Linked DNA regions of Homo sapiens: region 2 is linked to region 1. Evidence: read pairs that join two places in POLR2A ChIA-PET (ENCODE). Cell type or tissue: GM12878. All regions are shown on one strand.

What was found. Peaks named below come from ENCODE experiments on the same cell type or tissue, not always from the same donor. Only the 100,000 strongest peaks of a DNase experiment are listed, where the experiment ranks them.
Region 2: POLR2A ChIA-PET joins it to region 1 with 22 read pairs; 7 of 35 experiments call an interaction of 5 or more read pairs at or near these places.

The regions. Positions count from the first base shown.
Region 1 is chr18:58,532,416-58,540,415 of GRCh38, reverse strand. It overlaps ALPK2 (alpha kinase 2), which reads left to right. Exons shown (of 13, transcript NM_052947.4): 5 at 2,192-5,582. Among named protein-coding and RNA genes, the nearest start is that of ALPK2-AS1, 21 kb to the left of the region's middle. RefSeq lists enhancers at 3,857-3,916, 4,477-4,676, 4,737-4,956, 3,875-5,074, 5,067-5,116 and 1 more. In GM12878, a CTCF peak has its summit at 3,729; DNase peaks (open chromatin) are centred at 3,594, 4,595 and 4,965; H3K4me3 peaks cover 6,630 bases; H3K27ac peaks cover 7,568 bases.
Region 2 is chr18:58,654,342-58,662,341 of GRCh38, reverse strand. LINC03110 (long intergenic non-protein coding RNA 3110) reads right to left here and starts at 3,803. Exons shown (of 4, transcript NR_187442.1): 1 at 3,711-3,803; 2 at 2,329-2,479; 3 at 1,772-1,910. In GM12878, a CTCF peak has its summit at 713 (motif pointing right); DNase peaks (open chromatin) are centred at 21, 2,687 and 4,051; H3K4me3 peaks cover 6,837 bases; H3K27ac peaks cover 7,031 bases.

The DNA of each region.
Region 1 (8,000 bases):
TTTAATAAAGAAGAAAAAGGGATATAGAAAGGGAATAAATATACTTTTCTTTCCGGGAACACCAGGATAACCAGTAGTGCTTAGGGTTCAAAGTCTCTTTTAAAATGGGGTTGTTGCAAAGTCAGGAGCAGATGAAAGTTCAAACCCTTTCAAGTGTAGAGCTTTAATGGGTGAAGTTGGCTACAGCTGTCTCAACTGGTACATGGTTCATTCATTTATTCATTCTCTCAACAAACACTTAGTAAGCATCTACCGCATGCTAATCGCTATAACAGGCCTTCACTAGAACACAGAATGGGAGCTCCTTGTAGATGAGCATTTGCCTGTCTTGTATCCCCATTATCTAAAACACTCCCTAGTACTTTGGAGGCATTCACTAAATATTTGTTGAAAAGATTAAGTAGTCCTAGCCCTCATGGAGTTTATATTAAATTTCTTTCTTGTTTAGTTAGCATTTTTATGCCCATCAAATATGAGTTAAATGAACCTCAAAGTAGCTTTAAAAGAGAAAATGAGAGATGCATGACTGACAGGCTGTAAGCAGCCTGGGGGAAGTGTGGAAAGAGGTGTGATTATGCTGTTGTCCTGCTTCCCACGGGCAGTACATACAGGGATTGACCACAAGGTAGTAAGACTGACTGTCATGTATGATTTATGAGAATCAATCTCATGACATTGGAGCCATAATATGCCCATGAACATTTCAGCTCTGTTTTGTCATACGCTGGGAGACAGACTTCATCCCCACCCCTGAACCCCATCCCGCCAAGGCCAGTCATCTGTTCCCTGCACATCTGAATGTGGCTGTCCAAGGCAGGAGTCCTGGGAGCAAAGACTGAGTTGCTTCAGAAATTAGAAGTAATTTTCTTCTCCTTGGCTGGACATAAGTTTTCTTTGTTTTGAAATAATCAATGAGCTAAAAGTTTCATGAGACAAGGATTTAGTCAAAGAGTTTGCTGCTTCCTTGAACAATATCCAATATCATGGAACGTTCATATAGTACCATGAAAGGCTCAATCCTCAGAATGTGAGGTTTCTTTTTCTCTGCCTTCCTCTCTTCCTCCCTCCCTCCCCCTCTCCCCTTTTCTCAAAAACCTAAGCAGTCCTGAATCTTCTATTTCCTGTAGAGGTGGTCTGCCTGCCACTGGGCATCTATTTTAAAGTCTGGGATACATTCTGGGATGTTTATAAGCTTCTCTAGGAAAGAAATGATTGGCAGTGCTGGTGGCCAATCATAAGTCCATTTATTCATTAGAGGTGGGTTCAAAGGCAGCCTTCTCTCTGTTTTTTAGTAACATTGTTATCTTAGTGCACTTCATGTTGCTATAACAGAATACCTGAGATTGGGTAGTTTATCAAGAAATGAGGCCTATTTGGTTCATGATTCTGGTGGCTAGAAAGTTCAACATTAGGCATCTGCATCTGGTGAGGGCCTCAGTCTGCTTCCAACTCACGATGGGAGGCAGAGGGGAGCTGGCATTTTCAGAGATAGTATGGACAGAGAGGAAGCAGGGTGGGGGTGGGGATGGTGCCAGACTCTTTTTAACAACGAGGAAGTAATAGATTGAGAACTCACTCATTCCCCCCACCCCTGAGGGATGGCATAAATCTATTCGTAAGAGATCCACCCCCATAACCCAAACACTTCCCATTAGGCCCCACCTTCAACCCTGAGGATCAAATTTCAACATGAGGTTTGGAGGGGGCAAATATCCAAACCATAGCAATTATTAACCAGCAAGCTGTTATATTTTGGGGACAAAGATTGCTTATTGCTGTTTTGCAAGTACTGTTTATTTCATTTATTATGATCATGTGAGATTCATCTTTCTGGAAAGATGCGCACAGCTCTTGTTGTGACTTACTTGATCAAAACAGTTAACATTCGATTTATTTCCATCTATTTCCTAAGAGAGAAAGAAATCATTAAATAAATGATGGTTGTCAGGAGGCTTTTTGCTTATAATGATGAATTTGACAAAGGGCCCCCTGGAACACAGAGTTGCTTAAATTTGCAGTTTTCTAGGAAATCTCTAATAGCTAGAGGGAGTTGGGGGATTAATGTTTAGATTTCAATCATTCTTGTCCATTATTACGGTCATTGAGGATTAACACTCTTGGGATTGCAGTTATGCCCTATTGTGGGCTCTCCCATGAACAATTCTACTAATATCACTTTTCATCTTCCTAGGTACAAGTTCAGGAAACAGTCAGAGAGACAATCTCTTGCAGCCAGATGCCAGCTTTCTCAGAGCCTGCTGGGGAGGAGTCCCCATTCACTGGGACCACAACAATTTCCTTCTCAAACTTAGGAGGGGTCCACAAGGAAAATGCATCATTAGCTCAACACTCGGAGGTCAAACCCTGTACCTGTGGTCCACAGCATGAAGAAAAACAAGACAGAGATGGCAACATACCTGACAATTTCAGGGAAGACCTAAAATATGAGCAGAGCATCTCAGAAGCCAATGATGAGACTATGTCCCCAGGTGTGTTCTCAAGGCATCTCCCCAAGGATGCTCGTGCTGACTTCAGGGAGCCTGTGGCTGTCTCTGTTGCTTCCCCTGAACCCACAGATACTGCCCTCACCCTGGAAAATGTGTGTGATGAGCCAAGGGACAGAGAAGCAGTGTGTGCAATGGAGTGTTTTGAGGCTGGTGACCAAGGAACGTGTTTTGATACCATAGATTCTCTTGTTGGGAGACCAGTTGATAAATATTCGCCTCAAGAAATTTGCTCTGTAGATACGGAACTGGCAGAAGGTCAAAACAAAGTATCTGATTTATGTTCTTCTAATGACAAGACACTGGAAGTCTTTTTTCAGACACAAGTGTCTGAGACTTCAGTGTCTACGTGCAAAAGCAGCAAGGACGGCAACTCAGTCATGTCCCCTCTTTTTACCAGTACTTTCACCTTGAACATTTCACACACAGCTAGTGAAGGTGCCACAGGAGAAAATCTAGCCAAGGTGGAGAATTCCACCTACCCACTGGCCTCCACAGTACATGCTGGCCAGGAGCAGCCAAGCCCCAGCAACTCAGGAGGGCTTGATGAAACACAGCTCCTTTCTTCTGAGAACAATCCTTTAGTGCAATTTAAAGAAGGAGGTGACAAGAGCCCCAGTCCTAGTGCCGCAGACACCACAGCCACACCAGCCAGTTATAGTTCAATTGTGAGTTTTCCTTGGGAGAAGCCAACAACATTAACTGCTAATAATGAGTGCTTTCAAGCGACCAGGGAGACTGAGGACACATCAACTGTTACCATTGCCACCGAAGTCCACCCAGCCAAATACCTTGCTGTGTCAATTCCTGAGGACAAGCATGCAGGTGGCACTGAGGAGAGGTTCCCTCGTGCATCCCATGAAAAGGTTTCCCAATTTCCTTCCCAAGTGCAGTTGGATCATATTTTAAGTGGTGCTACCATCAAATCTACAAAAGAGCTACTTTGCAGGGCACCCAGTGTGCCAGGAGTCCCACACCATGTCCTGCAGCTCCCAGAGGGAGAGGGTTTCTGCAGTAATTCCCCTCTTCAGGTTGATAACCTGTCTGGAGATAAGAGCCAGACTGTGGACAGAGCAGACTTTAGGAGCTATGAAGAGAATTTCCAAGAAAGAGGAAGTGAAACAAAGCAGGGGGTCCAGCAGCAGAGCCTGTCCCAGCAGGGTTCTCTTTCTGCACCTGATTTCCAACAAAGTTTGCCTACGACATCTGCTGCACAAGAGGAAAGAAACTTGGTGCCCACGGCCCACTCACCCGCAAGCTCTAGGGAAGGAGCAGGGCAGCGCTCAGGTTGGGGGACGAGGGTCTCCGTGGTGGCTGAAACTGCTGGGGAAGAAGACAGTCAGGCTCTGAGCAACGTTCCATCTCTCTCTGATATCCTTTTGGAAGAGTCTAAAGAATATAGACCTGGAAATTGGGAGGCAGGCAACAAGCTGAAGATTATAACTCTAGAGGCTTCCGCTTCTGAAATCTGGCCACCACGACAACTGACAAATTCTGAGAGCAAGGCATCAGACGGTGGTCTCATAATTCCTGACAAGGTCTGGGCTGTACCTGATAGTCTAAAGGCAGATGCTGTTGTGCCTGAATTGGCCCCCTCTGAAATAGCAGCATTGGCTCACAGTCCAGAGGATGCTGAGTCAGCCCTTGCTGATAGCAGAGAAAGCCATAAAGGCGAAGAGCCCACCATCAGTGTACATTGGAGAAGTCTTTCTTCCCGGGGTTTCAGCCAACCCAGACTCCTGGAGTCATCCGTGGACCCTGTAGATGAAAAGGAGTTATCTGTCACAGATTCACTGTCAGCGGCTTCTGAAACTGGAGGGAAGGAAAATGTTAACAATGTGAGTCAAGACCAGGAGGAAAAACAACTCAAGATGGATCACACTGCCTTCTTTAAAAAGTTTCTGACCTGCCCTAAAATCCTAGAGTCCTCTGTAGATCCCATTGATGAGATAAGTGTGATAGAGTACACCAGGGCTGGAAAACCAGAGCCCTCTGAAACCACACCACAGGGCGCCAGAGAAGGGGGTCAATCAAATGACGGAAACATGGGCCACGAAGCGGAAATCCAGCCGGCCATTTTGCAAGTTCCATGTCTCCAGGGAACCATTCTGAGTGAAAATAGAATCAGCAGAAGCCAAGAAGGCAGTATGAAGCAGGAGGCTGAACAAATTCAACCTGAGGAGGCAAAAACTGCCATTTGGCAAGTCCTGCAACCCAGCGAAGGCGGTGAAAGAATTCCAAGTGGATGTAGCATAGGCCAAATACAAGAAAGCAGTGATGGGAGCTTAGGGGAGGCTGAGCAAAGCAAAAAGGACAAAGCAGAATTGATTTCCCCCACTTCACCTCTTTCTAGTTGTCTTCCAATAATGACTCACGCTTCTCTTGGGGTTGACACGCACAACTCCACAGGCCAAATTCATGACGTCCCTGAAAATGACATAGTTGAGCCCAGAAAGCGTCAGTATGTGTTTCCTGTTTCACAGAAAAGGGGAACTATTGAGAATGAGCGTGGGAAACCTTTGCCCTCTTCTCCTGATCTTACCAGGTTCCCTTGTACTTCATCTCCTGAAGGAAATGTCACAGACTTTTTGATAAGCCACAAAATGGAGGAACCTAAAATAGAGGTGCTTCAAATTGGGGAAACCAAACCCCCAAGCTCATCTAGCTCCTCAGCGAAGACCTTGGCATTTATTTCAGGAGAACGTGAGTTAGAGAAAGCCCCTAAATTACTGCAGGATCCATGTCAAAAGGGCACCCTGGGCTGTGCGAAAAAGTCCAGGGAGAGAGAGAAGTCCCTGGAAGCCCGAGCAGGCAAATCGCCAGGGACCCTCACAGCAGTGACGGGGTCAGAGGAGGTCAAGAGGAAGCCAGAAGCCCCAGGCAGTGGACATTTAGCTGAGGGAGTAAAGAAGAAAATTTTGTCCAGGGTGGCAGCACTGAGGCTGAAACTGGAAGAAAAGGAAAATATCAGAAAGAACTCAGCCTTTCTTAAAAAGATGCCCAAACTCGAAACATCATTATCACACACAGAAGAGAAACAAGACCCAAAAAAGCCATCTTGCAAAAGAGAAGGAAGAGGTGAGGTTCTGTTGCTGTCCATCATTGTTAAAGTTTGGGCTTGTAGACCAGGTATCCAGTTCCTGTGTCCTCGAGGGTCCTTTGCAATTAAGGCCAGTGTCCCCCAGGTGGGCATTGATGCTATGGTTGTGGCCAAGTGGCTTCAGCATGTGGCATCAGAATCACCTGGAGGACTTGTTAAAACCCAGATTGCTCCCCTCCCCCAGTGTGTGAAATTTGCACTTCTAACAAGTTCCCAGGTGATCTATCGGGAGAACCACGATTGAGAACCACTGATAAAGGCCGCCTGTAGGCATGTCTGTTGGAGGGGAATGTGATGAAGGTGCTTTTCCGTTTCATTATCCTCTTTTACAAAATCTATTTAAAAATATAAACAGAAGCATTAATCAGTGTAGCTAATTAGTATAATGAAATAGACCATGCACTAAGCAGGATTTGTGGAAATGAATATTTTGGTACAAATTGGGATTCTCCTCTTTAATCACTGATTTTTCATTAAAAATAACTTCCTTGAACCTTGGTTTTTTCTTCCAAATTTGAGTGTAACATTTCTTTTCAACTCACCCTTCCCATTTATCTAAATCTAAAATCCTCTGAGGTCTCTGTTCTAGGTTTCAGACCACTCAAGCCTCAAAAGTCCTTGATCAACCTCTACCTATGATGCTGTTAAAAAAAAAAAAAAAGTCCTGAAATTGCAGTTAATTCTACTTTGTCTGAGGAATCATTTCAGTCCCAAATTCCATTTATAGACCAAATTTTAGCCTGTTTTATTTCAGAGCTCTTCTTTCTCTCCCCACACACCCTGGTAGAAGTCAGAAGAGAAAATATTGCAGCAAGCTACAGTGGCCTGTGTGCTCTGGAGCGAAAAGCTACGGATGGCTGATCAGAAGGGAAGAATTTTCTCCTCTCTTAACCTGAGTCCTTAGATTTTGAGGCTGGCGTTTGTTATTCCCATCCCATCAAATGGGTCCTAACCCCTGTTGCAGAAAGGTTTAAAGACAAAACTGCCTTCTGAAGAGTTTGGAAGTATCCAATCAGGTTATTAGTATCTATATTTTAAAGCATATTTAAAGAGAATGGCTCGGCATTGTGGCTCACACCTGTAATCCCAGCAATTTGGGAGGCCGAGGTAGGAGGATTGCTTAAGCCCAGGAGTTTGAGACCAGCCTGAGCAACATGGCGAAACCCCATCTCTACGAAAAATACAAAAAATTAGCTGGGTATGGTGGCGCACGTCTGTAGTCCCAGCTACTCTGCGGCTAAGGAGAATCACCTGACCCCAGAAAGTCGAGGCTACAGTGAGCTGTGATCACACCACCACACTCCAGCTGCACTCCAGCCTGGGCAACAGAGCAAGACCCTGTCTCAAAAAAAAAAAAAAAAATTAAATAGAATGAAGCAATGTTTCAAAAGCTCTCAAAATTGGTTTCAGCCCAGAGGCTGAATAGATTGCCTCTGGGGACCAGCCTCAACCCCCTTGTTTGGGGATAGGGGTTCCTTTGCAGGTAAAGGTAGACAAGCAAAACCACCTTTTTGGAATTCTTGCCTGTGACTTTTCAAGTTACCCATGGGTAAGAGGACTGTCCAGATAGGCAGTGTTGAAATCAATCGCCGTCAAAGACTTTGATTTCAGCTGCAGCACAACCTCGCCATTGCACTAAAGGCTGCAAAGACCGAGCATGCCGCCTTCTGGGAGCCACTGGTCTGAGCAAAGCAGGTAGATGCGAGGGCAGCCAGCCTTGTCCTGAGAGGGCCCTGCCGGAGACTACGGGGTAGAGACAACCAAAGACTTTTCCAGGCCAGACCACTGAAGGGTTGTTACTCATGCCACCCACAACACAGAGGCCATTAAGAGGCAAAGATTCAGTTAGAGATACTAGCGGGTGTTTGGGTCCATCTGGGGCAAGTTGTATCATGGTGGTTAGGGTATAGATTAGGAGTTATATTGCTTGGGTTCAAGTCTGGCCTCTGGCAGTACCTGGATAGCCCTGGGCAAATGCCTTAGCCTCTGGGTGCCTCACTTTCCCCACCTGTAAAATGGGGGTGCTAATGATAAGACTCCTCTCAGGTATAAAAATGCAAAGCAATTTGAATGGCACATGGCCTAACACAGCTCTCATGGTTGTTAGTTACTGTTTTTTTAAATTAGTGTTTTTAAATAAAAAATGAGGCAATGCTTATGCTCAGTATGCTTATGAAATAAATAGAGAGCTTAGTTCAGGCAAAAGATCATTGTGTCTGAGTTGATACCAACCTAGCATTAGGAGAAAGAGTGGTGCTGGCATCCACAGCTCCTCCTCTCTGAAAAACTCAGGGCCTCGGCCAGAAGGTAGGAGTCATCTGGTGACGGAGCAGGAGGGGGAGGTTCACCAGAGTTACCCTTGAGTCAGCAGGTAAATGGGAGTCCCAGGCAGGTTT
Region 2 (8,000 bases), 120 kb before region 1:
GAGACAGTGATTTTAATTGGTTTGGGTGGGGCACAGGCAACAGTGGTTTTAAAAGTTCCTCAGATGAGTCTGATGTGCAGCGAGGCCTGAAAAGGGATGGACCATCTCCAGGGCAGCTGGCTCAGCCTTGACTGCATATTAGAATCATTTGGGGAGTTTAAAAATGTACCTAGATCTGTGGCTAAAGTAAAAAAAAATTCATTGTACACTTAAAAATAACTAAAAGCATAATTGGAATGTTTGTAATACAAAGACATGAGAAATGCGTGAGGTGATGGACACCCCATTTCCCCCAATGTGATTATTATATATTGTTTGCCTGTATCCAAATTGCTCACATATCCCATAAATATAGATACCTGCTAGGTCCCCATAAAAATAAACAATTTAAAAAAATATACTCATGTCTGAGTCTTACACCCCAGATTCTTACTTGATTGGCTTGGGGGTGCTGCCTGGTCATTGAGATTTTTTTGTGTTTCCTAAGCTGATTCTAAAATGTGGGTAAGGCTCAGAATCATTGCCCTTGAGAAAGCCTAGGATCATTTCACCTTTGGAGAAAAAGTACTTAACGTATGTCATTGAAGAAATCAGAGTCATGGGGCTGGGGGGGTGCTTCTGGTGAGAGTCAAGGGGCCAAATTCTCTATATATTGCCATGTATGTATATGCAGTCAGAATGTGAAAAATGGGAGAAGCAAAGACCAGTAGAGGGCCCAGGAGAAAGGGAGTAAAGATCCATCTATTAGGCTCACTCCTAAGGGAGAAAGGCTCTTTATTCTTCCAGGCATCCAGCTCCTACCAGCTGCTGCTGCTGCTTTTATTTTATTTTATTTTATTTTATTTTTTTCTGAAACCAGAGTTTTCCTCTGTCACCCAGGCTGGAGTGCAGTGGCACGATCTTGCCCCACGGCAACCTCCACCTCCTGGGTTCAAGCAATTCTCCTGCCCAGCTGCTGGGACTACAGGCACATGCCACCACGCCCAGCTAATTTTTATATTTTTAGTAGAGATGAGGTTTCACCATATTGGTCAGGCTGGTCTCAAACTCCTGACCTCAGTTGATCCACCCACCTCAGCCTCTCAAAGTGGTGGGATTACAGGCGCAAGCCACCGCGCCCGGCCTTCCTACCGGTTTCTAACATAGGCACTGCTCCTCTGCTCCCGTACTCCATCCCCAATCCCTATGTGAACTCCTTTCCCTGCCCAGGAAGAGTTCAGAGCTGACCTTTCCAGCCAGAGTTATAAAAAGCCGGGGATGTTGAGAGTGTCCCAGTGAAGGGACCATAGGCTGGTGCATGAAAAATAAGCCCGTTTACCTTTAAAGGACCACTGAGGTGGTAGACATACACCATCCCCTGATGAATTCTGACCGGCTTCAGCTTTTTCTCTCTCTCTCTCTTTTTTTTTTTTTTTTTTTTGTCTTTTGTCACTCTTATCTGCCTTGGTATTTGTATGTCTGTTCTTCTGTATAGATGCTTTCTTAGTCTGCTCATTAGGTTGCATTACATTCCTGCTGTCTTATTTGTGAAAGCCCTACTCCAGTCCTAGGTCCTTGGAATCAAAGCCAACTAGATGAGGGGTGGGGTGGGGATTTAGACATGCAGCTGAAAGGCAATGAGGGATCAGGGTGGCACCTAGAAGACAGGAAGTGTGGAGACAGTTGATGGCCCAGCTCTGCTCTGGGCCTTGGAGTAATGGTGGTTCCTCGTTAGTCCAACCCATTCCATCAAGGTAGAAGTCTATTATAAAGATTTCAGCAGATGACTCACCTGATCGTAAAGAGACCACACTTGCCAGCAATGTCTTCTGTGTACTATGCCCCTCTTCCATTTACAGGTGTCCTTGGGAACCAAGCAGACATTGACAAGGAGACTTGGGCTTCCAGATCCTGACTCCATTCAGATACAGCTGCCAAGGGGCACAAAATTTAAAACAGAACTCATGTTTTCTAGAAGCCTATGATCTAGTTGTGGAGATAAATTATACAAACAAAAAAGTGACAAGCAAGGTTTTGGACATTAGGACTTCTTTATTGTTGATGTGTGTAGTTCAGTAGTTTTCTGGAGACTTTTGTCAAAGAGCCTATGGATGAGCAAAGAGCAAAGAGAAATAATTTTCCAGGATTAGGAATGGTGGGTGCAGAGAGTTAAAGGAATCTTTGTGAAGACTGATTATGAAGGCATGATTCTTTCTGCATAATAAATTGTGTACTTTATTATTATTAGTTTAAATGTGACAACCATGATCATTCTCGGTTAATATCGACATTACCCTTTGCAGGTAAGCACACTCAGGTAGAAAGGTGGTTAAATACTGTATTACATACCTCCAAGGATGACCTGTTCTCAGTCCTCTGGGATTTCTGATAGAGGGAGTTTAGCAGACTCTTCACAAACTGTTAGGTGCCAAGAATTGATTCAAAGCTCCTGATCACTGGGCTGTTCATTCAGAGTGTGGGAGTTCCTTGGTGTGGTACACTGTAGACACATTTAAACAGAGGGCAGCGTGGACTGGATGTTCTCTGAGGTCCCTTTACTTCCGAGGTTCTAAGTAGTAAGGGACTTTGGATAAGGGAGAAACTTAAAAAAGTTACAGTGGCTGAAGAAAGCCTAAGAGAAAAGTAGGGGCCTAAATTGTACCTGAAGGCTGGGCAGAGTTGGAAGGACATATTAGTTCCTCCAGACAGGAGAACATATGATCAAAGACTACCTGTGGACAATTATCACAGATCAAAGACTAGCTGGGGACAATGATCACAGTGACTGCAGGATGGTGGAATACTTATGAAGCAAATAATATGTAAATAAGATTTATTTGTGTCAGGGAGGGGGCAGCATTTAAATAACCGGCAGTTGAAAATTGTACCATATTAGTTATATGTCTAAAATTAGATGTTCAGAATAAACAGCTATTTCAGAAGAATGGACACAGTATTAAATTAAAATACAAGTAAGATTTATTTGTTGGAGGAAGTGGGAGAGGAAGGTACATGTTCAGTTGACTCAACAGTTTAAATCATACCTAAGACATTTACATATCAGCTATATGCTAATCCTTATATGATAATTAGTAATTAAATTCATTTTGCAAAAACATCAGTGAAAGCTTTGCTGTGAAACAGTTTTGTAGGAGGCTAGTTGAAATTATTGTTAAATGCCTATTTGAAAGGGCAATTAGTTAGACTATTCTGTAGTTCAAGCTTTTCACTAAGTGACTTAGTGAGTTATACTTAATGAAGTTCTGTTATATATAGATCAGAGGTCCGAAGCTCTTGGAAATTCTTATATTTTAATAAAGTAAGCAGTCAAGAACTGTTTAATGATAATAAGAGTAGCTTGACACAGATACATATTTAGTCACCTGTTTAACAATCACAGAATATCAACCCTAAAGAGCACCTTAGCTGACCTAGGCCAAGACCTTCAGCATCAGACAGTCTTGTAGCCTGGAGAGATTTTTCTCTGTCTCTTCCTAAACCTCTACTATAGTGGTTCTTAAAGTGTGGTCCTGCCTCAGCAACATCAGGGACCTTTTGAAAAATGTAAATTCTGGCTGGGTGTGGTGGCTCACACCTGTAATCCCAGCACTTTGGGAGGCTGAGGTGGGCTGATCACTTGAGGTCAGGAGTTTGAGACCAGCCTGGCCAACATGACGAAACCCTGTCTCTACCAAAAATATAAAAAATTAGCCGGGTATGGCAGCACGCACCTGTAATCCCAGCTACTTGGGAGGCTGAGCCAGGAGAATTGCTTGAACCCGGCAGGCAGAGGTTGCAGTGAGTCGAGATCTTGCCACTGTACTCCAGCCTGGGTGACAGAGCGAGACTCCATCTCAAAAAAAAAAAAAAAAAAAAAGAGTTAAAAACATGCAAATTCTTAGGCCCCACCTCTGATCCCCTGATCGACTGAATCGAAACTCTGGGGTGGACCCAACAATATGTAGCTTAGTAAGCCCTCCAGGTGATCCTGATCCACACTGGGGTTTGAGAACTGTTTCCCCACACTACAGCTTCAAAATATCTTGAGGAAATAACTTCTCTTAGATCACTCTTAGCCACACAGAGAAATACTTCCTGTTTTATGTCTAAATTTATCTTCCTAAAGCTTTGAAGGGTGGAGCACACTATCTTCAGAAGTGTAGATACTTTTTTCACATTCCTTTATGGGCAACATGCTAGGGTGCATCTCAGCAGAAGGGTGGCCAAGCCTGGGAGGGGATGAAGACAGAGCTGGCACTAAGCAGGGACATGGGGAAACAAGGGCTGATCTTAGCCATTATTTGATTATTTGATAATCCAAGATTCACTCCAAAGAGGAGCACAGCATAGTCTGGTTCAGCACCTGGGTTTTTAAGACTAATAACACTGAGTCAGAGATTCACAAGGTTGTGGGGGGAATCTTTGGACCTAGGTAGTAGAGATAAAATGACGGGAATCATCTATACTGGCCAACATTGTTCTAGAAATTGTCTGAATAAAGCATAACAGAATAGAGAAGGGTCCAACCCTCTGGGGATATAGCATTGACAAGGAAAAAATGACCTCAGATGACTGGCTGCAATTTAGGGCAGGATTCTACTGCTCCCCTCCCCCTCATTTCTGCCAACCCAGCATTAGCTAAGAAATCCAGGGATCCAGGATGTACAAGTAATGAGGGCGGAAGGAGCACATAGGTGGTCCAACTGTGCTGCTGAGGTCTTCCCAGCACTGTTTGGGATCTGTTCCAGAGAAGGGAAGGACTGTGCAGATAGCTGGTGGCTACTGCTTTGTCTGCCTAGAGTGGAGTAGCACTCTGTTCTCAGGAATACTGCTTTCCACAGTGTGGTTTAATGGGATCCCCCAGTTTCTGACTGATCTGCTTCCCTAACTCAGTGATTGGCTACAGATAGGCATGTTCCCCAAATTCAGTCCTGAGACTTCTGACCTTCAACCAGATGGAAGATCTTGGGTTTGCTCAGGTGGCAAACCTGTGAGGTATGAGTCTGAGCTGTTCGGTGGCCATGTCCCACAGGCTGTGCAGAAGAAGCCAGTCTGTGGTGGGAGAGAGTGGCTGGTGCACTGAGAGAAGCAGAAACAAGAGACAGAGAAAGGGCGGGTGGTGTTCCAGTCCCAGGTGTGGTCAGTCCTGAGGTCCAGCTCATACCCACCTTTCCTGCAGTTCAGTTGGGTGAGCCTACAAATCTCCCTTTTCTGCCTAAGCCAAATTGTTCCTGTGGATACAGTGTCTAACTTCTTGTCATCTTTCTGAAGATGCTTTAACTGGCAAAGCATCCATCAGGGTTTTATTTTGGTTTTAGAGGTAATAATGATTATTTTATTTTATTTTCCCAGTGGATAAACAATCATCCTATGCTATTTTTTTATTGTGATGAAATATACAATACATAAGATTTTCCATTTTAACATTTTTTAGCGTGCAATTTAGTGGCATTAAGTACATTCACATTGTTGTGACATCACCATTCATCTCCAGAACTTTTTCATCTTCCCCAACTGAAACTCTATACCCATTAAACAATACCTCCCCATCTCAGGCAACCACCAGAGGATTTCTAGTCAAAAGTAGAATGGTGGTTTTATTTGCATTCTAATACTTCCCTGAGAACAGTTCTTGAGGCCTTTGAGACATTGGGCAGATTAACTTCAGGAGAGAGATGAGACTCCTAGGTTCCTTCCCATGGCTACACTTTTCCAATTGAAATTCACCAACTACTTTTCTATCTCGCCTCAGTAGTGTGAGCAACCTTAAGTTAAACAGGCAGGACTTGGAGGGTCTAATTATAATGCAATTTTACTTTTAACTCCCACTATTGCTTTAAATGTATTCTGTGGAATTAGTCTTTGTCCCACCCTCGATTAAATTTGGGACAATATGACTATTCCATTTATTCATGTGCAATAAAAAGGTCTTGCAATTAGTAATTAAAATGTCCAATCTTGGGTAATCATCACATAATCAAATCTAGGAGGCTCCTCCTTTCCCGAGCTCAGATGAGAAGCCTGCAGTGAGGAAGGAAGGAGGTAGGCTGTTTCCATGTGATTCCATCTAATGCTTTTACCTTTTTTTTTTCTTTCTGAGACGGAGTTTCACTCTTTTTGCCCAGGCTGGAGTGCAATGGTGCCATCTTGGCTCACTGCAACCTCCACCTCCCAGGTTCAAGTGATTCTCCTGCCTCAGCCTCCCAAGTAGCTGGGATTACAGGTGCCTGCCACCACGCCCGGCTAATTTTTTGTATTTTTAGTAGAGACGGGGTTTCACCATGTTGGCCAGGATGGTCTCGATCTCTTGACCTCGTGATCCGCCCACCTTGGCCTCCCAAAGTGCTGGGATTACAGGCATGAGCCACCACGCCCGGCCTGCTTTTACCTTTTCTTCTGCAGTTTGCCAAGTGTGGTTTCTGACCCTGCAAGCATAAACTGCAGGAAGGGAGAAGAGGTATGGGGTACAAGGAATGCTTACCTGGCTGGTACTGTTATGTTGAGCTAACAGGGGGCTCTAGAAACTTGGCAGATGTTTAGAGCTCTCTGGTGGCCATATTAATAGACACTTCTTCAAAGACCCAACCCTCATCACTGGGTATCTCTCGTTCCTAATTTCCCTAGCTGGGGCAAGTACAGCTCTATTTTGGATGGCCATTTCCTTCTTCTTCAGCTCTTAGGAACTTTAGATTATTTATGGCTTACCCTACTGAGGTTTTGCTGCCCCTCTAGGTAACCCCCAGAACAAGACCTAAATTGATCCTTTGTGCTAGCTCTTGCTTGCATGAGGCCCCCAAAGGGATTAACAGCCCACCAAAGTGGCATTAAAATTACTTCATAATGAAAACATGTGAACAATTAGCAGCCACAGAAAAATATTAAACTTAAGCAGAACCTGTCAGTCAAGAGTTTTGTGTCCTGCCAGAAGCTGACTTCATAAATCAAGGAGAAATAAACTCCTTCCCAGACAAGCAAATGCTGAGGGAATTTGTCACCACTAGATCAGCTGTACAGGAAATGCTCAAAGGGGTCTTAAACATGGAAGTGAAAGGTTAATTTTCACCATTATGAAAACACACAGAAATATAAAAGACACACAGAACTAAATGAAATAGAGATTTAAAAATACGAAGGACTGTTGAAATGAAAAGCGGTTCTTTGAAAAGGTAAACAAAAATGATAAACCACTAGCTAGACTAACAAAGAAGAGAGAAGATCCAAATAAACACAATCAGAAATGAAAAAGGAAACATTACGACTGAAACCACAGAAATACAAAAGATCATTAGAGACTATTACGAGTAGCTGCACACTCACCAACTAGAAAATCTAGAAAGTTCACAGTTCGTATAAAACAGCAACACAAAGGAGGAAAAGAAAGGAATCAAATGGCAACACAACAGAATTTCATCAAACCACAAAGACAAGGAAAGAAAAGAAACAAAGAATTTATAAAAACGACTTGAAAACAATCAGCAATTTGACAGGAACAAAGCCTCCTGTGTCAATATTAACCTTGAATATAAATGGATTAAACGTGCCACTTTAAAGGTAGAGTTTGGTAGAATGGATTTAAAAAACATGATCCAACTATATGCTGCCTACAATAAGTTCACCTTACCCATAAAAACACATAGACTAAAAGTAAAGAGGTGGAAAATGAGATTCCAAGTAAATGGAAATCAAAAGTGAGCAGGAATAGCTATGCTTATATCAGATAAAACAGACTTTAAACCAAAAACATAATATAATTTAAAAAAATGAAGGCCATTATATAATAATCAAGGGATCAATTCAGCAAGAGGATATAACAATTCTAAATATATATGCACCCAACATCAGAGCACCCAAATTCACAAAACAAATATTACTAGACCTAAAGAAAGATAGACAGCAATACAATAATAGCAGGGGATTTTAATACCCCACTCACAGCACTAGAGAAATCACAGAGACAGAACATTAACAAAGAAACATCGGACTTAAATTGGACTTTAGACCAAATAGACTTAACAGACATT